2 separate regions of the Homo sapiens genome follow, and region 1 is linked to region 2. The links are chromatin loops, found by intact Hi-C in ENCODE. Cell type or tissue: Caco-2. All regions are shown on one strand. Links, peaks and the distances in the headings refer to the core of each region. The heading gives the core; the rest is flanking DNA.

What was found. Peaks named below come from ENCODE experiments on the same cell type or tissue, not always from the same donor. Only the 100,000 strongest peaks of a DNase experiment are listed, where the experiment ranks them.
Region 1: a loop joins it to region 2, with 7 times the contacts of the local background. A loop is called at or near these places in 2 of 110 quality-filtered maps.

Annotation. Positions count from the first base shown.
Region 1 is chr6:8,439,662-8,450,972 of GRCh38, forward strand. All of the region lies in intron 2 of LOC100506207 (a long non-coding RNA gene), which reads left to right. Among named protein-coding and RNA genes, the nearest start is that of SLC35B3, 9.8 kb to the left of the region's middle. In Caco-2, for the core only: no CTCF peak of the experiment used is centred there; DNase peaks (open chromatin) are centred at 6,470 and 6,870.
Region 2 is chr6:8,126,290-8,137,600 of GRCh38, forward strand. No RefSeq gene overlaps it. Among named protein-coding and RNA genes, the nearest start is that of EEF1E1-BLOC1S5, 29 kb to the left of the region's middle. RefSeq lists an enhancer at 5,053-5,102. In Caco-2, for the core only: a CTCF peak has its summit at 5,187 (motif pointing right); a DNase peak (open chromatin) is centred at 5,192.

The DNA of each region.
Region 1 (11,311 bases), core at 2,114-10,113, 310 kb after region 2:
CCCCAGGCAATGATCCACCAATGGGGAATGGGCACCTATGGATAAATGCCTTCCATTTCCTAGGAGCAATTTTTGGGAGGTGTTTTTATGTATTTTAGGATGTCCTAGATAATCAAGTCATGTGACTTGGGGGAGCGAGAAAGAGAAACCAGCAGTGGAGACTTAGAAGAAGCAGCTGTTGACATAGGATGGGTCCAGGAATGTACAGTCTTCTAAAAGCCAGGTGAAGACAATGTTTAAAGGAGGAAGGAGTGATCAACAATGTCAGTTCGTGTCAATTGGTGTTACTTAGTCATGTGTCTGTGAAGAATCATCTTGCATAGTTAAGTCTCAGGTTCTAGTGTCAGATTAAATTTAAATCCTTGCACCACCCCTTGCTCTTTGAGTGTCTTTGTGCAAATTGCTTAAATTCTCTAAGTCTCAATCTCCCCATCTGTGAAATGGGAATGACAGTAGTACCTATGTGGTAAATTGTAGTGATGAGTAAGTGAAAGATGTTTAAAGATGGTTAAATGGTTAGCACAACACCTATTACCTGACAAACACTTAGTAAAAGTTAGCTATTAATATTCTTATTAATATAGCCTACTATCATTAGAATAATCCATTTATATATAGTCATCAGTTGTCACTTTTCTAGCTCTTCCATAAGGAATAGGTTATATAGCATTTCCAAACTAGGAAGTTCATTGATAGATATATGGTTCCAGATGCACTGAGCAGAAAAACTAGTTAATTTGATTTTCATTAAATATCCATTTAATAAATACTTATTGAGCACTTACTCTGCATGCTACTGGGTATTGTGGATATGTGGATGACAAGACAGACATGGATCCCTGCCCTCACAAAGCTCACAGCCTTGTGTGGTGGAGATAATTAATTACACAAGTAATTATAGTGTGATTTGTGTTGATAAGGGTATTAACTACAGGATGCAATGGGAGCTATAGGCTATGCTAATGAGGCTGTGGTTATAGATTCAGTTCCCCTGTAGGTTGCTTGACTTCCAGGGCTATCAGTTTTTCTCTGCTGTCTCCTAAATGGATAGAGGTTCACAGAACTGGGCCACCTGGACACCAGCCATGACTCCTCTTCTTTCCCAGTACTGATAATTGGCATGGGGCAAAATTCTTCATAAAGAGGTAGCATGTGTAATGAGATGGAGAAATATTTTGCTCGTTTAACACCTGGCTTTTGAATCCCTTTTTGGTCAAAGTTTCTGTGTTTTGTTTTCTTTTTGTAAGAAGTAATTCGATTAGCCTCTTAGAAGATTATTCTTAAACTGCCTTCCATGGAGGGTTAGTCTTATTAACATGAAGTTCTTTTTATTTCCAGAACAGTGCTGTCCAATAGGAATATAATATAAGCCATGGAAGCTACTTTAAATTTTCTGCTAGTTACATTAAAAAGGTGAAATGAGGCCGGGTGTGGTGGCTCATGCCTCTAATCCCAGCACTTTGGGAGGCCAAGGCAGGCGAATCACTTGAGGTCAGGAGTTCAAGACCAGCCTGGCCAACATGGTGAAACCCCATCTCTACTAAAAATAAAAAAAAATTAACAGGGCGTGGTGGCGGGCACCTGTAATCCCAGCTGCTCAGGAGGCTGAGGCAGGAGAATGGCTTGAACCAGCGAGGCAGAGGTTCCAGTGAGCTGAGATCATGCCACTGCAGTCCAGCCTGGGCAACAGAGTGAGTCTCTGTCTCAAAAAAAAAAAAAAAAAAGGTGATATTAATTTTAATAATATATTTATTTAACTCAATATAACCAAAATATTATCATTTCAACATGCAATCAATATAAAAAGTTGTTAATGAAATACTTTAACATCTGTTTTTTTATACAAAATCTTGGAAATCCAGTGTGTATTTCACACTTCCAGCATATTTTGGTTTGGACCAGCCACATTTCAAGTGCTCAGAGTAGCACATATGACTACTATCTACCACTCAGGACAATGGAATTTTAGAGCACTTTAATTCTTGTTCACCACTTGGAAGGTGATGAAGTTTAAAGTGCTAGAGAAAATCCAGGCTGGGCGCAGTGGCTCACATTGCCTGTAATCCCAGTACTTTGGAAGGTCAAGGCAGGCAGATCTCTTGATTCCAGGAGTTCAAGACCAGTCTGGGTAACATGGCAAAACCCTGCCTCTAGAAAACAAACAAACAAACAAAACAAAAATAAAATCAGCTGAGTGTGGTGATGCATGCCCATAGTCCCAGCTACTCAGGAGGCTGAGGTGGGAGGATCCCTTGAGCTTGGGAGGCGGAGGTTGCAGTGATCCCAGATCACACCACTGCACTCCAGCCTGGGTGACAGAGTGAGACCTGTCTCAAAAAAAAAAAAAAGAAAAAAGAAGGAAAGAAAGAAAGAACAAACAAATGAAGGAGGGAGAGAATAAAGGGAATCACCAGTGTGGTATGGCTGAGAAGGGAGCTTTTGGGAGACTATAGGTTCTGTATCTAACTGGAGTATTTAAGTTGTTTTATGGAGGCTGTGATTTATAATTCCACCACTTCATATTCTTAAAAAGCTTCAGTAAATCTGCATTGTTCATTAATGCCCTGCATAGGTGCATTATTTCAGATGAATTTAAAGAAGGCTAAATTCTGTGGCCAGGTGGGTGTGGAGTAAAAATAAAGATGGCTCCCAGGGATGTAGGAGCAAGTGGGTGGGAACTGCTAAAGCTTGTTTTTACGTAAGATAAGCATTTAACTTCCTCCACTCCTCTACTGTGAAGTCTTGAAGGGTTTATGTCACTAATTGTTCAACCTAAATAAACATTTATTAGGCCTGTTCTCTACAGCTGCAATTAGAACTTTTGAGAACCAGCTGCATTTTGCAACTTTGTTCTTTCTTGACTTCTGTACTGCTGCACTGACTGGTTCTCCTACCTCACTGTTCCTTGTCCTGTCCTCAAAATGTTCATGTTTCAGTCTCTGTTTTCCTGATCTTTTGTATAAACTCCTCTTCAGGAAATCAATTTAATTTAAGATTACGGACTTGTCCTCTATATCTGTGTAATTAACTGCTCACCTATGCTTTATTCTCATTTTTCAAACTGCTTGTTAGCGACATTGGATGCAGTGATATAACCCTGTAGTCATCCTAAGTGTGAACTCAGTTTCTTTCACAAATCAGTATTTTCCCTCCTCCTTTCTTTTCCTTTCAATAAAACTCTAATTATTTGTTATCACTATTTCTTTTTCTCCGTCCTTTCTAGAGGTTGAGTATCTCTTATGTGAAATGTATGGGACCAGAAGTGTTTCACAGATTTTAGATTTTTTAAAAATTTTGGAATATTTGCATATACATAATAAGATATCTTGAGGCTGGGGCCCAAGTCTAAACACAAAATTCATTTATGCCTTATAAATACCTTATACACATAGCCTGAAGGTAATTTTAAACAATATTTTTAATAGCTTTGTACATGAAACGAAGTTTGTGTTAAGTACTTATGTGTGGAATTTCCCACTTGTGATATTATGTCAGTGCTCAAAAGTTTTGGATTTTGGAGCATTTCAGATTTCAGATTTTCAGATTAGGGATGTTTAATTGTATTAGTTTACTTTGGTCCGTCTTGTGTATATAAGTAACTGTATTAGCTTTCTATTGCTGCTATAACAAATTACCACAAGCTTAGTGGCTTGAAGACCACACAGTTTTTTTATTTTACAGTTCTATAGGACAGAATTTCAAAGTGGGTTTTGGGTGGGTACAGTGGCTCATGCCTATAATCGTAGAGCTTTGGGAGGCTGAGGTGGGAGGATAGCTTGAGGACAATAGTTTGAGATCAGCCTGAGTAGCATAGAGAGTAGAGTAGAGTAACATCTCTACTAAATACATACATACATACATTACATACAAACATAATGAGCCTCACTGGGATGTAATCAAATGGTCAACAGTGCTGCATTCCTTTTGAAGCGGCTATGTTGTCTGGGGTATATACCTGGGGTTCGTAGTCTTGCACCAGGAAAACTTAGGACACAGACACACATGAAGAGTTTAGGGGTGGAGGCTTAATAGGCAGAAGAAAAGAGAAAGAAAAACAGCTCTCTCTATAGAGAGGGGTCTTCTGAGCAGAAAAGACCAGCTGGCAGTGAATGTGCCAGATTTTATAGTCCCGTTTGAGGAGGTGGTGTCTGATTTAGTGGGGCTTACAGATTGGTTCAATCAGGTATGATGTTTACATAGCACAAGGGGAAGACTGGTTGCCCCACCGTAATCTTATGCAAATGAACTCTCCCCTTGGCCAGTGCCATCTTGTCTGCTCCTTACTGTACACGTAAGGTAGAGAAGGGTAGATGGAGCCGCCATCTTGAACATGGTACTAGTCCCTAGTTCCTGCCGTCATTCACCCAGGGACGCTCCCAGCTTGCTTATCTATTCTGTGTCTATGGCTTGACTTTACAGGCTGCTCTTTGCTAGGAAATGATTTGGGGCTGCTTTTCATTAAAAAGAAAAGCCTTACTGAGGATTCCCATACCTTTACTATCTGCCTAAGTGATATCTTCTTAACTCCTATATCACTTTCTAGGGGCTCTAGGGGAGAGTTCATATTCTTTCTTTCTCCATCTTCTAGAGGTTATCCCTATTCCTTGGCTTGTTGTCCCCTTCCATTTTCAAAGCCAGCAAAGCCATTTGAGTCTTTCTCACATGGCTTCAGTGTGTACTGACTCTTCCGCCTCCTCTTATACATTTTAAAGATCCTTGTGATTACACTGGGCTCACTCAGATAATCCAGGATAATCTCCTTTTTTTTTTTTTTTTATTATACTTTAAGTTCTAGGGTACATGTGCACAACGTGCAGGTTTGTTACATAGGTATACATGTGCCCTGTTGGTTTGCCGCACCCATTAACTCGTCATTTACATTAGGTATTTCTCCTAATGCTCCCCCTCCCCAATCCCCCACCCCAGGACAGGCCCCAGTGTGTGATGTTCCTAGCCCTATGTCCAAGTGTTCTCATTGTTCAGTTCCCACCTATGAGTGAGAACATGTGGTGTTTGGTTTTCTGTCCTTGTGATGGTTTGTTCAGAATGATGGTTTCCAGCTTCATCCATGTTGCTACAAAGGACATGAACTCATCCTTTTTTATGGCTGCATAGTATTCCATGGTATATATGTGCCACGTTTTCTTAATCCAGTCTATCATTGATGGACATTTGGGTTGGTTTCAAGTATTTGCTATTGTGAATAGTGCTGCAATAAACATATGTGTGCATGTGTCTTTATAGTAGCATAATTTATAATCCTTTGGGTATATACCCAGTAATGGGATTGCTGGGTTAAATGGTATTTCTAGTTCTAGATCCCTGAGGAATCGCCACACTGACTTCCACAATGGTTGAACTAGTTTACATTTCTTTTACATTTGCTGAGGAGTGCTTTACTTCCAACTATGTGGTCAATTTTGGAATAAGTGCAATGTGTTGCTGAGAAGAATTTATATTCTGTTGATTTGGGGTGGAGAGTTCTGTAGATGTCTATTAGGTCTGCTTGGTGCAGAGCTGAGTTCAATTCCTGGATATCCTTGTTAACTTTCTGTCTCGTTGATCTGCCTAATGTTGACAGTGGGGTGTTAAAATCTCCCATTATTATAGTGTGGTAATCTAAGTCTCTTTTTAGGTCTCTCAGGACTTGCTTTATGAATCTGGGTGCTCCTGTATTGGGTGCATATATATTTAGGATAGTTAGCTCTTGTTGAATTGATCCCTTTACCATTATGTAATGCCCTTCTTTGTCTCTTTTGATCTTTGTTGGTTTAAAGTCTGTTTTATCAGAGACTAGGATTGCAACTCCTGCTTTTTTTTGCTTTCCATTCACTTGGTAGATTTTCCTCCATCCCTTTATTTTGAGCCTATGTGTGTCTCTGCATGTGATATGGGTCTCCTGAATACAGCACACTGATGGGTCTTGACTTTTTAATCCAATATGCCAGTCTATGTCTTTTAATTGGGGCATTTAGCCCATTTACATTTAAGGTTAATATTGTTATGTGTGAATTTGATCCTGTCATTATGATGTTAGCTGGTTATTTTGCCCATTAGTTGATGCAGTTTCTTCCTAGCATCGATGGGCTTTACAATCTGGCATGTTTTTGCAGTGGCTGGTACCAATTATTCCTTTCCATGTTTAGTGCTTCCTTCAGGAGCTCTTGTAAGGCAGGCCTGGTGGTGACAAAATCTCTCAGCATTTGCTTGTCTGTAAAGGATTTTATTTCTTCTTTACTTATGAAGCTTAGTTTGGCTAGATATGAAATTCTGGGTTGAAAATTCTTTTCTTCAAGAATGTTGAATATTGGACCCCACTCTCTTCTGGCTTGTAGGGTTTCTGCCGAGAGATCAGCTGTTAGTCTGATGGGCTTCCCTTTGTGTGTAACCCAACCTTTCTCTCTGGCTGCTGTTAGTGATAATCTCCTTTTTTTTAAGGTCAGTTTGTTCCGGGACCAAACCCAGGGCTGGGCTGCTTATTCCTGTGGGCCAGTAATGGGATGCAGATGAACTGGGAAAGACGGGAGTTTATTCCTGCAACCAGGTACAGGGAGAAGGCCTGTAAAAATATCACCAAACTCAAAATTATAAAGTTTTCCAGAGCTTATATACCTTCTAAGCTATATGTATACGTGTAAGTGTACATTCATCTAAAGTGATAAGTGATTAACTTCTTCTAATCTGTAACTAAGATCTGAGTTCAGAAGACCTTCCTCTGGAGCCTCAGTACACTTACCTAATCTAAATGGGTCCAGGTGCTGGGATGATTCCCTTATCTTCTCCCCTGCCAAATCATGGAGGTGTGGGGAGTTCCTTCAGACCCAATAAACTTGTTTGCAGAGGCCTGGGGAATTTCTTCAGACCCCCAGTAAAAGTTGTTTAATCTTAAACGGGTCATGTTAAGAATTCCCTCATTATCTCGTCATGCTTTAAGGCCCAGGAGAGGCCTAGGCAAAATTCTTGATGGGCTTTTGTTACATTCCAGCCTTTGTATAAGGGCACTGGCTGTCTCAGCTTTTAATATTTAACTTCATCACTCAGTCAGTGCTGAAACAGTTGTTGTGGAGCCCTGCCTGTTCAGCCTTTATGAAGACCTGGCCTGCAGAAGTTGATTGAAGCCCATCCATACATTTTGAGGCCCCGTTCCATTGGAGATCTCTGAGTTATCTCCCTTAAAGGGTGAGGAAGCTTGGAGATTTATCCTCCACCTCCTCCCGTTGAATGAGGACTTTTTGTAAGTCTGTTAACTCCCCAACAGTTTATTTCTACCCTTCCCCATGCCAGTAAGCAAATCTAGGAGAAAGCACCCAGGCAGAGGGTAAGTAGGATACCAAGAGCCCTCCTGTGGTTGAAGAACTCTCTGTTGATTGATTCATCACAGTGAGTGAGAGTGCATGCTGTGGAGGAACTGTGGAGCATCTCAGTAAGCAAGTATTAGAAAGGATTTACAGGATTTGGTCTCATGTCAGGTAACAAGGAAGAGGTTCTAGGAGGTGGAGATTTGCTCTGGGATTTTCTGTTGCCAGAAAACATAGATCATCCTATGTCTGGATATCTTTAGAATTCTTTTTTTTTTTTTTTTTTTTGAGATGGAGTCTCGCTCTGTCGCCCAGGCTGGAGTGCAGAGGCACGATCTCGGCTCACTACAACCTCTGCTTCCCAGGTTCAAGTGATTTTCCTGCCTCAGCCTCCTGAGTAGCTGGGATTACAGGCACGTGCCACCATGCTCGGCTAATTTTTGCATTTTAATAGAGATGGGGGTTGCACCATGTTGGTCAGGCTGGTCTCGAACTCCTGACATCATGATCTGCCCACCTCATCCTCCCAAAGTGCTGGGATTACAGGCTTGAGCCACTGCTCCCGGCCCAGAATTCTTAGCTTGAAGGAGAGAAGAACAAGAGCAAGCTACAGCTATAATTGGTAAAGAAGTAATTCTCACTTATATTAGCCCAGATAGAGAGACGTTTGTTCATTTTGGGAGTTTAGACAATGTTCTTGTTTTTGTCTGAGTTCAGACATGATCACCAAGTGGTCTTGTGTTCATTTTGATCCGTCATTGTCATGGAATAGACTTGTCCACTATTGGTGTTCTGTGAAACTGGTTATGATCAACAGAAGGACACTGTGTCTTATTGGATAGTACCAGTCAATCTCCCAGCTATCAGGAGCTGCTTTTCTTTTTCTCACTACTATGGTCATGTACTGGCATGGTGAGTGCCAAGACAAGTGAGACTCCTACAGCATCCACTACTTTTCACTTTCTTCCATTCTATAGATTGCTGCTGGGTAGGTATTGATATTTTTACAATATTTCTTTTACCATAGTTTTACCATGTGTATTAGTTTCCTTTAGTGCAAAACAAGTTACTGCAAACTTAGCAGCTTAAAACAACACCTATTTATGAGCTCATAGTTTTGTAGATGAGAAGTCTGGGTATGGGTTGACTGGATTCTCTGCTCTGGGTCCCATAAAACCAGAATCAAGGTGTTGATTAGGACTGTCGTCTTATCTAGAGCTGAAAGTCTTTCTTCAAGCTCATTCAGGTTGTTAGCCAAATCCAATTCTTTGCACTTATTGGACTGAAGTCCCTGTTTCCTTGCTGGCTGTCAGCTGACGGGCCTCTCTCCGCTTCTGGAGGCTGCCTGTGATTCTTAGCCAACTGGTTCACTCCATGTACAAAGTCAGGTGTGTCAAAACCTTCTTGTGTTTCAAAACCCTGATTTTCTCTGTCTCTGACTGCTAGACCCAAATCTAAAGGGCTCATGAGATTAAGTTATGTCTAAAAGGATAATCTCTCTTTTGATTAAGTCAGATCAACTGATTAGTAACCTTAATGATGTTGGAAAAATCCCTTTTGCCATATGATATCACATTTTAAACTCAGATTATTTCAAGAGTCATTCACGTTTTTGCATTCATCAATAAAGCATTTATTGTTATTGCTGAAGTAAAATTCCATTTCATGAAATATTATTTATCATTTCACTGTTAATGAAAATTTAGGCCATTTCCAGGTTTTGGCTGTTACTTGTCAGGATGCTGTTGAGCATTCATGTTACAAGTGTTTGTGTGGACCTATGTTGCCATTTCTCTTGGGTAAATATTAATACCTAGAAGTGGACTAGTTTTGTCACATAGCTGTGTATTTAACTTTTTAAGAAACTGCTGGCCAGGCACGGTGACTCACGCCTGTAATCCCACCACTTTGGGAGGCCGAGGTGGGTGGATCACCTGAGGTCAGGAGTTCGAGACCAGCCTGGCCAACGTGGTGAAAACCCGTCTGTACTAAAAATACCAAAATTAGCCGGGCATGGTGGCAGGTGCCTGTAATCCCAGCTACTAGGGAGGCTGAGGCAGGAGAATCGCTTGAACCCAGGTAGCAGAGGTTGCAGTGAGCCGAGATCATGCCATTGCACTCCAACCTGCCGGACAAGAGCGAGACTTCGTCTCAAAAAAAAAAAAAGAAAAGAAAAAGAAACTGCTAAACTGTTTTCCAAAATGCTTATACCATTTTACATTCCCAACAGCAGTAGATGAGAATTCTGTTCACTTCCCATCCTAGCCAGAAGACTGGTCCAGTCTTTTTCATTTTAGCCATTTTAAAAGGCTTAGTAGTATCACACTGTGGTTTTAATTTGCAATTCTATAATGTCTAATAATATTAAATACTTCTCATATGCTTATTGACTTATTGAGCGTCTTTTCATATGCTTTATTGAGTTCTGTAGATCTTCTTTGGTGAGGCATTTATTCACATTTTTTGCCCATTAAAAAAAATTTTTTTTAACCTTTAAAATTTTTTCAACTGTTTTATTTCTTTTTAAAAATTTTCTATAGTTAGGATGTAAAACCTAATGTTTTCATATACATTTACATAGTGAAATGATTACTACAGTCATGCAAATTAACATATTTGTAACCTCCCATAGTAAGCTTTTCTTATTATCACATTTTGAGAATTCTTTATATATTCTAGATCCAAGCCATTTTATGAGAAATGCAGCTTGCAAATATTTTACCCCATGCTGATGCTTGTTTTATCATTCTTTTCATGATTTCTTTTGAAGAGAAGTTCTTAATTTTGTTGTGTATAATATTAATTAATTTATTTTTGATGGATTGTGCTTTTTGTGTCATAGCTATTAGGTTGGGGCAAAAGTAATTGTGGTTTTGGCCATTAGTTTCCATGGGAAAAACTGCAATTACTTTTGCAGAAACCTAATAATGTATCTTTGCCTCAGTGTCACAAAGATATTTCCTATTTTACTTTAGAGGTTTTCAGTTTTAGGTTCTACATCTAGGTCTGTGATCCATTTTGAGTTAATTTTCACATATATTTTGAGGTCTTTAGTTCATCTTTGTTTTTGAAAGTTGTTTTCACTGGATTTTAACTTCTAGGATGATGGATGTTTTTCTTTCAATACTTTTGTGATGTTGCTGCACTCTCCTTGCTTGCATTGTTTCCAATGAGAAATCTGCTTCTCGGGACACACTAAAGATGAAAATTACTCTTTTGGAGTTTTGTTGTTGTTCATCTATATTCTGGACACAGATTGTGACCATTTACCAACTGGAAGTACATTATTTTAAAACAAGTGAAATGTAAATTCCTGTCTAAAAGTGATTGATATTTCCAGAGGAATTCAATAGATATGGTCTTCCAGATATATAAATAACTTTCAATTTTTGTTATAGTGGTTGATCCAGGACAATGTATCATAAATTCTAGAAGCTTCATGTTGGTGTCCTAGGAGACAATATTGCAGCAGAGGTTAGATAGCCACTCTGCATCTTTGGAATAAAACAATTGCTACTTAGCAGAACCCAGGGTTAGACAAATCAGTCTTGTACCTATTTGAAAGGAAGAAGTATTAAAAGAAAATAAATCTTTATCAACAAATTTCATCTCAAATGCTATTATGGAAATGCAAGTTTCAATTCATTTATATAATTGAATAAAGTAAAATTTATAGTTGTTTTCAAAGCTTTCATTTGGCTATAACATATGTTAAATTTTTTATTTTAGATCTTTTAAAAATTGACTTAGTAATCAATAAATTAAAATATTTTATTATAATATTAGTCTGATATGTGGAAATCATACTAATTTTTGGTGAGTTGTAATTGCAGTTAAAGGCAGTTTGCTACATTTAATACTAGAAAGTATGCAAAAATCTAAAATCAACATGTGAAATGCATTCTATTGTTTTTGCAAAGAAATTAATAGCATAACATATACCTACATTAAATATACATAACATATAAATAAATATATGAAATAATATTTATATAATCGATATAAAAACTGCT
Region 2 (11,311 bases), core at 1,806-9,805:
ATACCCAAAGGTAAATATATGTACCCCAAAAGAGACCTGCACGTGTGTGTTTATCATAGTGCTATTCACAATAGCAAAGACATAGAATCAATCCAGGTGTCCATCAATGGTGGACTGGAGAAAGGAAATGTGGTACATAGACAGTATGGAATACTACATAGCCATAAACAAGAATGAAATCATGTCCTTTGCGGCAACATGGATGTAGCTGGAGGCCATTATCCTAGGTGAACCAATGCAGAAACAGAAAACCATATACCACATGTTCTTACTTATAAGTAGGAGCTAAACATTTGGTATACACAAACACATAGATGAGAACAATAAACACTGGAGATTCCAAAAAGGGGAAGGGGGAGGGCAAGGATTGAAAAACTACCTATAGGGAACTATGCTCACTACCTGGATGATGAGATCAGTCATACCCCAAACCTCAGCATCCCGAAATATACTCGTGTTACGAACATGCACATGTCCCCCCGGATCTAAAAAACCAAGAACTTAGTCATCTGGTTTCTTCCTCAGGATACTAGGAGGTTTTAGGGCATGCATGGTGGTGTATGCCTGTAATTCCAGCTACTTGGGAGGCAGAGGCGAGAGGATCACTAGAGCCCAGGAGTTCAAGGCCAGCCTGGGCAACAGAGGGAGATCCCATCTTTTAAAAAATATACTAGGAGGTTTTAGACTGTTTCTTGGGATCTAATGAATCCAATGATCCCAACAATTTTCCCCAATCCCCTCTCTACCCTTCTCAGGGTATGAGCATGATACTCTCCATTTTTCTTTCCCCTACCTGTCAACCTCCTGTTCCTGCATTCATCTACTTGAATCACAGACTCTCCCATAATGTTAGGACAGTGGGCCTGGTGCAGTAGCTCACACCTGTAATCCCAGCACTTTGGGAGGCTGATGTGGAAGGATCCCTTGAGACCGGGAGTTCAAGATCAGCTTGGGCAACATAGAAAACCCCGTCTCTACAAAAAATACAAAAATTAGCTGGGTGTGGTGATGCACACCTATAGTCCCAGCTGCTTGAAAGGCTGAGGTGGGAGGATCACCTGAGCCTGGGTTGTCAAGGCTGCAGTGAACTAAGATCACGCCACTGCACTACAGCTTGGGTGACAAAATGAGACTCTGTCTCCAAAAAAAAAAAAAAAAAGCAAAACACAGGGTTAAGATACTATCAGCACCTTGTCAAAATTCCTACCAAAAGGCCTTCCTCTGTTAAGCCAGTGAAGGAGGAGGTCTGGACTAAGATCAACTCAACTATATTTTCTTATGACCACACTACTGAATGGTTAATTTTCTTGTATTATTAGTTTACACAGGGCCTAGGCTAACTGGCATAGCTGTGCACCTCTCTAAAAGGAGTCTTTTATGTCTTAACATTGTCTGAGAATCCACCTCATCTACACTGTGCTGCAGTCTCTATCTTATATTGTACAATTAAAATTTACTCATGAACTATGGAAGTCATGCTCTTTATTTGGGCTCATGATCATACTTGTTGTCTCTGGAAGGTTTAAAAATTCCCATTTCTGAAAGCTTAGTTCCAAACTTGCACTGACTACCAACTACTAATATTACCTGTTTGAAGGAATCATTATAAAATACTCTTTGAGAATGTAGCTTATGTGTAGGTGTTGGAAAAATACATTTACCTGGTGATTCTTGGCTATAGTTGGCTTCAGGTGTGGTTGGATGTGCAGTGATTTTGTGTACTTGAGGCCCTCTATCTTTTTTTTTTTTCTTTTTTTTGAGATGGAATCTCACTCTGTCACCCAGGCTGGAGTCAGTGGCACGATCTCGGCCCACTGCAACCTCCGCCTCTAGGGTTCAAGCGATTCTCCTGCCTCAGCCTCCTGAGTAACTGGGACTACAGGTGCCCGCCACCATGCCTGGCTAATTTTTTTGTATTTTTAGTAGAGACGGGGTTTCACTATATTGGCCAGGCTGGTCTGGAACTCCTGACCTCGTGGTCTGCCCACCTCAGCCTCCCAAAGTGCTGGGATTATAGGCATGAGCCACTGCGCCTGGCCCGAGGCCCTCTATCTTTGTTCTACCCTTAGCTGGGACCCAAGAGCAGCATGGCAGATGGGGAAAAGCCTGGTATCAAAGCCCAGGCTCCCTGTGGCATTCCCTTCCCTACCACATACTAGGAGTGTAGCCTGGATGAAGCTACTTCACATCTCTGTGTTCCAGCGTTTCAACTGTAAAATGGACTATTTCTAAAATAGTACTACACACCTGTAAAGTTAGTCATGAGGGCTAAAGGAGTTAATGTAAGTAGAGCACTTAGAACAGAGCCTGGCACCTAAGAAAGCGCTGTAGAAATGTTAGCATTATTAGTGGGCTGGATCAACCCACTCTGTCCCTCCATGGGGTGAGCATCCTGTTGGGATCTGCTGGGGCATTCCTGTCTGCAAATGGAATTGTGAGGTGGTTCAGTGAAGCTGCAGTTTCATTTAATTCCTGAAAAGGACTGGCACCAGGCCACTTTGAGCAGTGAAGTTGGTCTTCAGTAGTATTTGGTTCTTCCCATCAGTTTTTGAGTCTTATTCTTCTCTTTGTCCCAGTTGGCCAATGTCTTGCTGATCCAGATCCTGACAACAATGACAATGGGATGGGTCCACGCCTATCAGAACCAACACATACATAGTTCCAGTTTCTCATTATACTTTTTTTTTTTTTTTTTTTGAGGCAGAGTCTTCCTGTGTCGCCCAGGCTGGAGTGCAATGGTGCAATCTTGGCTCACTGCAACCTCTGCCTCCCAGGTTCAAGCAATTCTCTTGCCTCAGCCTCCCGAGTAGCTTGGACTACAGGCGCGTGCCACCACACCCGGCTAATTTTTTGTATTTTTAGTAGAGATGGGGTTTCACCGTGTTAGCCAGGATGTTTCATTTTACTTTAAATGTATCCAACCAAAGATCCATCCATCCACCCACCCACCCACTCACCCATCCATCCATCTATCGGTCCATCCGACAAACATTTATGGAGCAACTCCTACCTGCTAGGCAAATTCGAGGCATTGGGAAATGCTAGGAAATGGCATCATTTCTGTCTTCAAGAAGCTTGACATTGATATTGGGTTAATCCACAGGAAATGACACGAAATGCCGAGAAGTCTGGCATTTTGATAGGCTGCTAAGAGAGATATTTATGTCTTTTTCAGGGGCTATTTCAAAACCTTTACATGGTAACACGAAAAGCACCCTCTACTTATTTAAAGACATGATTTCTTATACAGGTATTTAAAAAGAGCATGAAGCTGGGACATTCTAAGAGCCAAGAAGTTAGGAAGGCAGTGAAAGGGGAGTAGGTATCGTGGATAAAAGTTAGAAGTTTAGGTAAAAATTGTGTGTCATAAGCTCTGCAGCTGGGACTTACCTGTCCTGCCCAAAACGAGCCAATAGTTGTGCACCAAGGCTCCTCAGCACAGCATGAGGACGAGGTGATGATCAGATCCTTCTTTCTGGCTGCAGGACCCAGGGTGCTATTGCTGCAGCTGGCGAGGATGATCACAGCACTGTCCAGACATCTCCAATGAGTAAGGCACCTGTCCGATGGTGCTGCAATGCTCATTCTATTTCCAGCAAGTTATTAGAAAAATGTGCGTAATCATTGTGTAAAATGCCAGCAGAGTTACCTTTGTGTGGTTTTTCTCACTTGAGATCTCAAAGTCAAGTCAAAATTCTTGAGGGGCTGTCCTTGTCCTTGGTAGCTGGATTCCCATCTCATTCAGTCCAATGTCTCCCACTACTTTCCAATGTGCAGCTTGGTTCTGTCAAGCTGCTCTCATTCTTCCTCACTAAAAATGACCGAATTCCCTTGGCCAGGTGTGGTAGCTCACACCTGTAATCCCAGCACTTTGGGAGGCCGAGGCGGGTGGATCATGAGATCATGAGATCAGGAGTTGGCGACCAGCCTGACCAACATGATGAAACCCTGCCTCTACTAAAAATACAAAAATTAGCCTGCAATCCCAGCTACTCAGGAGGCTGAGGCAGGAGAATTGCTTGAACCCAGGAGGTGGAGGTGAGCCAAGATCATGCCACTGCACTCCAGTTTGGGCAACAGAGTGAGACTCTGTCTCAAAAAAACAAAACAAAACAAAACAAAACAACCTCATTTCCACCTCGAGGCTTTCACTCCCCCTTCTCCCCCTTGATTAGTTACTTCTTTTTCCTTTCTCCCATACTTTTCTGGCTCCACTTAAAACTTCTTCAGTGAAGCATTCCAGAATTGCTTCACATCCTTTAATAACCTCTATTTCCCCCTGTGAATTTCCAGGCTACTGTGCACATAATTTGGATTACACAATTTAGTCTTTGATTACATATTGCATTGCAACGCTGGCTAGTTATTTTATGTGCTGGTGTGGTTAACTGATCGAGTAGGAAGCTTCCTGCTCCTTTCCTGCACATGTCCCGGCACCCAGCACAGTGCTGAGGATATAGTAGGTATCCAACGTTTGTACCAGTACATCTAGTATATACATTATTGCAGGTATGGATCCCAGCTTTTCAAAGTCTGAAGCTTATACAATTTGAAGAAGCCTTTTCCTGAAAGGAAAAGAAAAAGACTACAAGATGACGAATAAAAAATCAGGAGCCAAAATGAATATTTCGTGAATACATCGCCAAGGCCGCATTTTGGGGAAGAAGTCTTCACAGGAGAGAGACTCTGGAGCTCCAGCAGCTCTGAAATGGACAAATCTAGAGGTGTTTTTGGTCTTCACAATCCGTCTTCTCCATCTGTCACATACAAACTGAACATCAGGCCTCATTCTCTCTCCCAATGGCGAACCTTCCCTACCTTGGTAAACTGGCAAGGACCTCCCCTGATTTAGTCTGCGCCAGCTCATAGGACTGGGTGTGTAATTGCTAGGGAGGAAAATGGTGGTTGACAATTAAGCATCAACAGTGTCATTGATCTTTTGGGGAAGAGAAGAGGAGCTTGTAACAGCCAAAGTATCTACACATTTTTGTATTGTGTATTTATTCTATAAATGTATTTATGCCTTATATGGCATATGTCATTTAAACTGGAACAGGCAGAGTGTCAAGAGGCCAGGGCTGTATATTTATCATCTGAGCACGGTGCAGGGGGCTGAGCCATTTCCTCTCCATCTAAGCTGTTTTTTGGAATCTGACCAGCTGGTGTCACTATGGGACCGTGAATACAGGCATCTTCAGAGCTCTAGGAGTAGAAGAATTTTGGATTGGCGTTGTGGCCCTGGGAAAGGTAACCTTCCTCCCACCCAGCACGAGCCTCCGCCCGACCTCCTCTCTCCCTGTGCCTGCATAGTTTATAAAATTGAGAACTAGCGGACGGATTTAATTTTGATGGAGAATTACCTGTAGGCAAGAGGGCAATCAAACCCATACTGTTAAGGGGCGGGGGGACAAAGGTAATGAATCTGTTCTGTACGTTTAGCAAATGGAGAGTGTCAGGCTAATAATCCGTCAGCTCCTTTTTCCTATGCAATAAGCTTCCGTTACATCTTGTTAGGTACTACGAACTCAGCACTATCTATAAGGGGCTGATTAACCAAGCAGTGCCTTTTCCAAGCTTCTCATTTCCTGTGTCCTTTCTGCCACCTGCCCTTCATCTATTTGGACCATCAAGGAGTCCCAGGTGAAAAGGGGATTTCAAATCAGTCTCTCAGTCACCAAGTTTTAGCAAATTATGGAGGTTTGGTATGGGAGAAGCTCGAGAATAAAAGCTGAGAAGTGCTTTGGAATTCACTGCAGGTAGAAGGCATCTCTGCCTGCGTTTCCTGTCACTACTGCGAATCATGTACAGTCTTTCATGGACCACGGGGGATCAGATAAAGCTCTCCGAGTTTAAATTTCGTTAAAAGAAGAGTCCTGCTGACCCAGGGTCGTTAACTGGCTATCCCCAGTTTGCCAAGGCTGCCATAATGAAGTACCACAGACCGAGCGGTGTCAACAGCAGACATTTATTTCCTGACAGTTCTGGAGGCTGGAAGTCCAAGAGGAAGGTGCAGGCAGGGCTGGGTTCTGGTGAGGCCTCTGTCCTTGTCTTGTAGATGGCACCTTCTCACTCTGTCCTCATGTGGTCTTACCTTTGTGTGCTCCCATCCCTGCTACCCCTTCCATGTCCACATTTCCTCTTCTTACAAAGACACAAGTTAGCTTCGATTAGGGCTCACCCCACTGGCCTCATTTAACCTAATCACCTCTTTAAAGGCTCTGTCTTCAAATACATCTCATTCTGAGGTACTAGGGGTTAGGGCTTCAACATAAGAATTTGGGGGAAACATAATTTAACCTCTACCCCTGTCCCCATCCCTTCACTGGTCTGGATTGAAGTTGACCAGCTTGAGATGCTGATTATCTGACTGAAATGTGTCTCCTTGGCTTTTATTTTATTTTATTATTATTTTTTGAGACAGGGTCTGGCTCTGTCACCCAGGCTGGAGTGCAGTGATGCGATCTCGGCTCACTGCAGCCTCTACCTCCTGGATTCAAGTGATTCTCGTGCCTCAGCCTCCTGAGTAGCTGGGACCACAAGTGTGCACCACCACGCCTGGCTAACTTTTTGTAATTTTTGTAGAGATGAGGTTTTGCCATGTTGCCCAGGCTGGTTTCAAACTCCTAGGCTCAACCAATTCACCTGCCTCAGCCTCCCAAAATGCTGGCATTCCCTTCAGCTTTTACGTGCCATTCTGAGTAGCATGGTTCATACTTGCCAACAGCCCATGATCCTCCTCTTCAGAACCATGAGAACATAAAGAATTTCTTCTTGATGCCCAGAGACCCTTCCTGAAGACCACAGAACCTGGGAGGACAGAGGGACCTGTTCAGGTGACAGGACCTAGGGCCTTGCCCAGGGTTCCTAAAGAGTTTTTGATTGATCCCAGGGTTCCCTAGCTTGGTCTTCTTTCTTTTGTCTTCAGGCTTTTGCTGGAGTGCACTGGTGCGATCTCAGCTCCCGCAACCTCTGCCTCCTGGGTTCAAGCAATTCTCATGCCTCAGCCTCCCGAGTAGCTGAGATTACAAATATGTGCCACCACACCCGACTAATTTTTGTATTTTTAGTAGACATGGAGTTTCATCATGTTAGCCAGGCTGGTCTTGACCTCCTGGCCTCAAAAGATCTGCCCACCTCAGCCTCCCAATGTGCTGGGATTACAGGTGCGAGCCACCGCGACCAGTCTTCAGGCTTTAGATATGCATTTTAAAGAAATTTTTCTGCCAAGATGTTGTAAAGTTAACGTATTGAAAATAAAGTTGATGCAAAAATAATTGAATTCACAATGTATTTTTGCTATGCAGTACAGAAAGCTTTCACCTTTTACCACATAAAAATAAAGCAATACAAATTAAAATAATGTGCAGATATATGCTCTTATCAAATTAGCAAGTAATAATGTTCATGCTAGAAAATTTAGAAAGTATAAATAAACAAAAGGAAGAAAAATCAATTATATATAGCTCTTAATATAGGGTTATTTATCTCTACTTCTTTTTAGGTATAAACATATTTTACAAAAAAAAAGAGAGAAAGATTATACTATATACTGCTTTTTTTTTTTTTTTTTTTTTTTGCTGGATGGAGTCTTGCTTTGTCGCCCAAGCTGGAGAGCAGTAGTGCCAACCTCCGCCTCCCATGTTCAAGTGATTCTCTCACCTCAGCTGCCCGAGTAGCTGGGATTACAAGCATGCACCACCACATCCAGCTAATTTTTGTATTTTTAGTGGAGATGGGGTTTCGCCATGTTGGCCAGGTTGGTCTTGAACTCCTGACCTCAGGTGATCCACCCGCCTTGGCCTCTCAAAGTGCTGGGATTATAGGTGTGAGCCACTGTGCCTGTCCACCGCTTTTTAACAAAGAGAAAAAAATTAACTAAACCACCCCCCAACCAAATTAGCAACTTAATGGAATTAATGAATCCAGTTGTGTATACAATAAATGTTGCTTGCCTACCATACCAGCACTGTTCTAGGGCTGGAGACATGGGGGTGAACAAAATAGACAAAGTCTCTTGCACTCACATTCTAGTGGAGAGACATAAACAACAAGTAGCAAATCAATATGTGCAGCATATCATGGATTCCAAATGCATACACATTTTTAGAGCATCTCTGATACTGGGATGCATCTTAGGGTCACTGTTGGTCTGTAATGGTCACTGCCTGAAAAGTGTGACATCGAAAACTTCAGGATAGGTGTCAAGAGCATGGAAGACAATCCCAGAGACAATATGGCCCACCCTTTTAGTGTCTATGAACAAATGGTTCTGGGGTGGAAGTCGGGGCAGCAATGAATTAGCAGAATGTAGCAACCTCCTGGAAGCGGCAGTTAAGTCGTGCTGCACTGCATTGTGCATAGCTGGCCAGGAGGCCAGCACCGGTGGCTTTATGGTCTCTTATGAATTTATTTTAAGAAATGCTGCAAAACCAATGATCTTAAGCTACCTAAGATGACATTGTTTGGCAAAATGTAAACATAAGACAGCTGTAAGTCAAAAAATGAGTCACATGAGTGGGATTCTGTGAGAAAGTTTTAAGAATATCTTTTTTTTTTTTTTTTTTTTTTTTAGGTGACGGAGTTTCGTTCTTGTCACCCAGGCTGGAGTCAGTGTCGCGATCTCCACCCACTGCAACCTCCACCTCCCAGGTTCAAGCAATTCTCCTGCCTCAGCCTCCCGAGTAGCTGGGATTATAGGCATGCACCACCACGCCTGGCTAATTTTTGTATTTTTAGTAGAGATGGGTTTTCACCATGTTGGCCAGGCTGGTCTCGAACTCCTGACCTCTGGTGATCCACCCGCTTTGGCCTCCCAAAGTGCTGGGATTAGACGCGTGAGCCACTGCACCCGGCCTGTTTTAGGAATATCTTAACTGATCTATTTCATGTCTTCAAAATGCATGCACAGAGGTGATACATGATAAAATCTATCCCCAGTCAGGTCTAGAAAAGCTCTTTTAATGAGCATAAAGTGATTGTCTATGCAGTAAGAAAGCATGGTGTCCTTGTTGAGTTAGTAGTGGTTTTTCTCTTAGTGGTATATAAAACGTGGCAGCGTGTCACAACCCACAGTGTCTTAGATTTTCTGAAATATGGTGGTCCATTAGGCAGTGATAAGTGGCTCAGATAAATTTAAGGTAAACTTGGAAGCAACCAGCTGGACAAATTGATTTGCATGGTGGGATGTGGAACTCAGCTGGTTCACTGCAGAACCAGGAGCAGCTGTGTTTTCATCCTGGCTCTCCTGTGAAGTTCCTGGGTGATTCTGGGGAAATCCTTTAATTTCTCCCAGTCTTAGCTTCCTCATCGGCCAAATGATGCAATCCTGCTTATTTGGTAGGGGGTGAAATTGATGGTCAGGTGATTTATGGGTAACAAAGGTTACCTAAGATCATCCTGAGGGTCTGTGCTTGGTGCTGGGAGTATAGCACTGAAGAAGGCAGAGATGGTACCACTCCTTCAGGGGATAACATTTGATGACATACCGATCCAGTTTCTCTCGTATCCAGGGGACATTTTCTGGTTCTTTCTGCTTTCTCTGCCCAACTAATAAAAAGTAGTGTGCAATGTGTCAGGAAGTGTGTGAGCATTTTTCATCACTCATTTAAGCCATGTTTGAAAGAAATAAGTGGACACAATTAAATTGATTTTTAAGACCTGAGAATTGTTTGATTCATTTAACATTTGTATTGGGCCTTGGCAAAACTGTAAAACAAAAAGAAGTTGACCTTCAGAAGGCCAAATATCATTTTGGATAAATTTCCTCTTAGTGTTGTGGATATAACCTTTTAAGGAACTAGTGCCTCTAATTCCTTCACCCCGTCCTTTTCCTACTCTCCCTCCATCTACATATTTGTGTTTTCTTTTTCTTTTTCTTTTCTTTTCTTTTTTTTTTTTGAGATAGAGTCTTGTTCTGTTGCCTGGGTTGGAGTGCAATGATGCCATCTTGGCTCACTGCAACCTCTGCCTCCCATGTTCAAGCGATTCTGTTGCCTCAGCTTCCCGAGTAGCTGGGATTACAGGTGCCCACCACACCCAGCTAATTTTCATGTTTTTTAGCAGAGATGGGGTTTTACCATGTCGGCCAAGCAGGTCTCAAATTCCTGACCTCAAGTGATCTGCCTGCCTCAGCCTCCCAAAGTGCTGGCATTACAAGCACGAGCCACTGTGTCAGGCCCATTTGTGTTTTCAAATTTTGCTTTTGGGAGCTAGCTTATACTAAGTGGTAAATGACTAATAAAAGTCTTGAAGTGCAACCCTTCTGAAATGTTTGCATTTTAACTGGGATCAGTGCTTTGAGGTAAAAAATATATATATTCTAAACATGGATTTCAGGTCATAATCCTTAAATAAATAACTTGATTTCCATCCACCTCCCCCATCATCCTTCTCCCCTCCTGAGGGCTGTGTAGGAATACTTAAACCATCACAGTTATGATTGCTTACTTTGCTTTCAATTAAGGTTGCTTCTATTTAGGAGGAAGTTTTGTTGTTTTTGTTGTTGTTCTATTTGTTTCTTATTACGGTTAATTATCAAATATCTCTGAAACTCAAACACATTTTTAAGGAAAACCTCTTCCTTAACTCTTAACAGCAAAGGCCCTATGTCTAACCCCAGAGAGTTATATTTTACATTTAATTTATTTGAGTGCCTCTTATCTATGTGTTGGAATATGCCCTTGCATTTTTTTTAAAAAGTAAGAATAATACAAATGTAAAATAACATACTTTATTGATATTCCTAATTCTCATGTCTGATTCATTTTATTTAAGGAAAAAAATTGTGATTCCTTGATTTAACCATAAGAGTGGCCTTTTTTTGAGTTTAAAAGAATTTCTCTCTCTCTTTGCTATTAACACCGTCTGACAGAATTTTAGCCAACAAGCAGCGCCTGTCATCTTGAACAGTGACGGATGTTTGTTATAGCCCAGGCTTGACTAATATTATCTGTGCAACTATGTTTTTATCATCAAGTCAGCCTAATTTGATGTGAGTTTTGGGAAAGAATGTTCTCAACACTGAACAACGACCAAATAAAACCACTTTTATTTGGTTAACCAAGGTTTAATCAATAAACACATCAGCATTAAATTTGCTGCACTGCCCTGTGTTGTAACGTGGTTGTTCCCTCTCTCTGGTTATGTATTTTGTCACTTATGGAATGGAAGTTCACTGTGCATAGCAGTTCTGGCACTTGGGAAACAGAGGCACATGGATAAAGGCCTCTTTTTTAGCTTGAATTCTAGGGACATTTAGCCAGGTTCTGTCTTTGCTCTATGGGCTTCAGTAAAGAGCAGTGGTTGAGAGAAA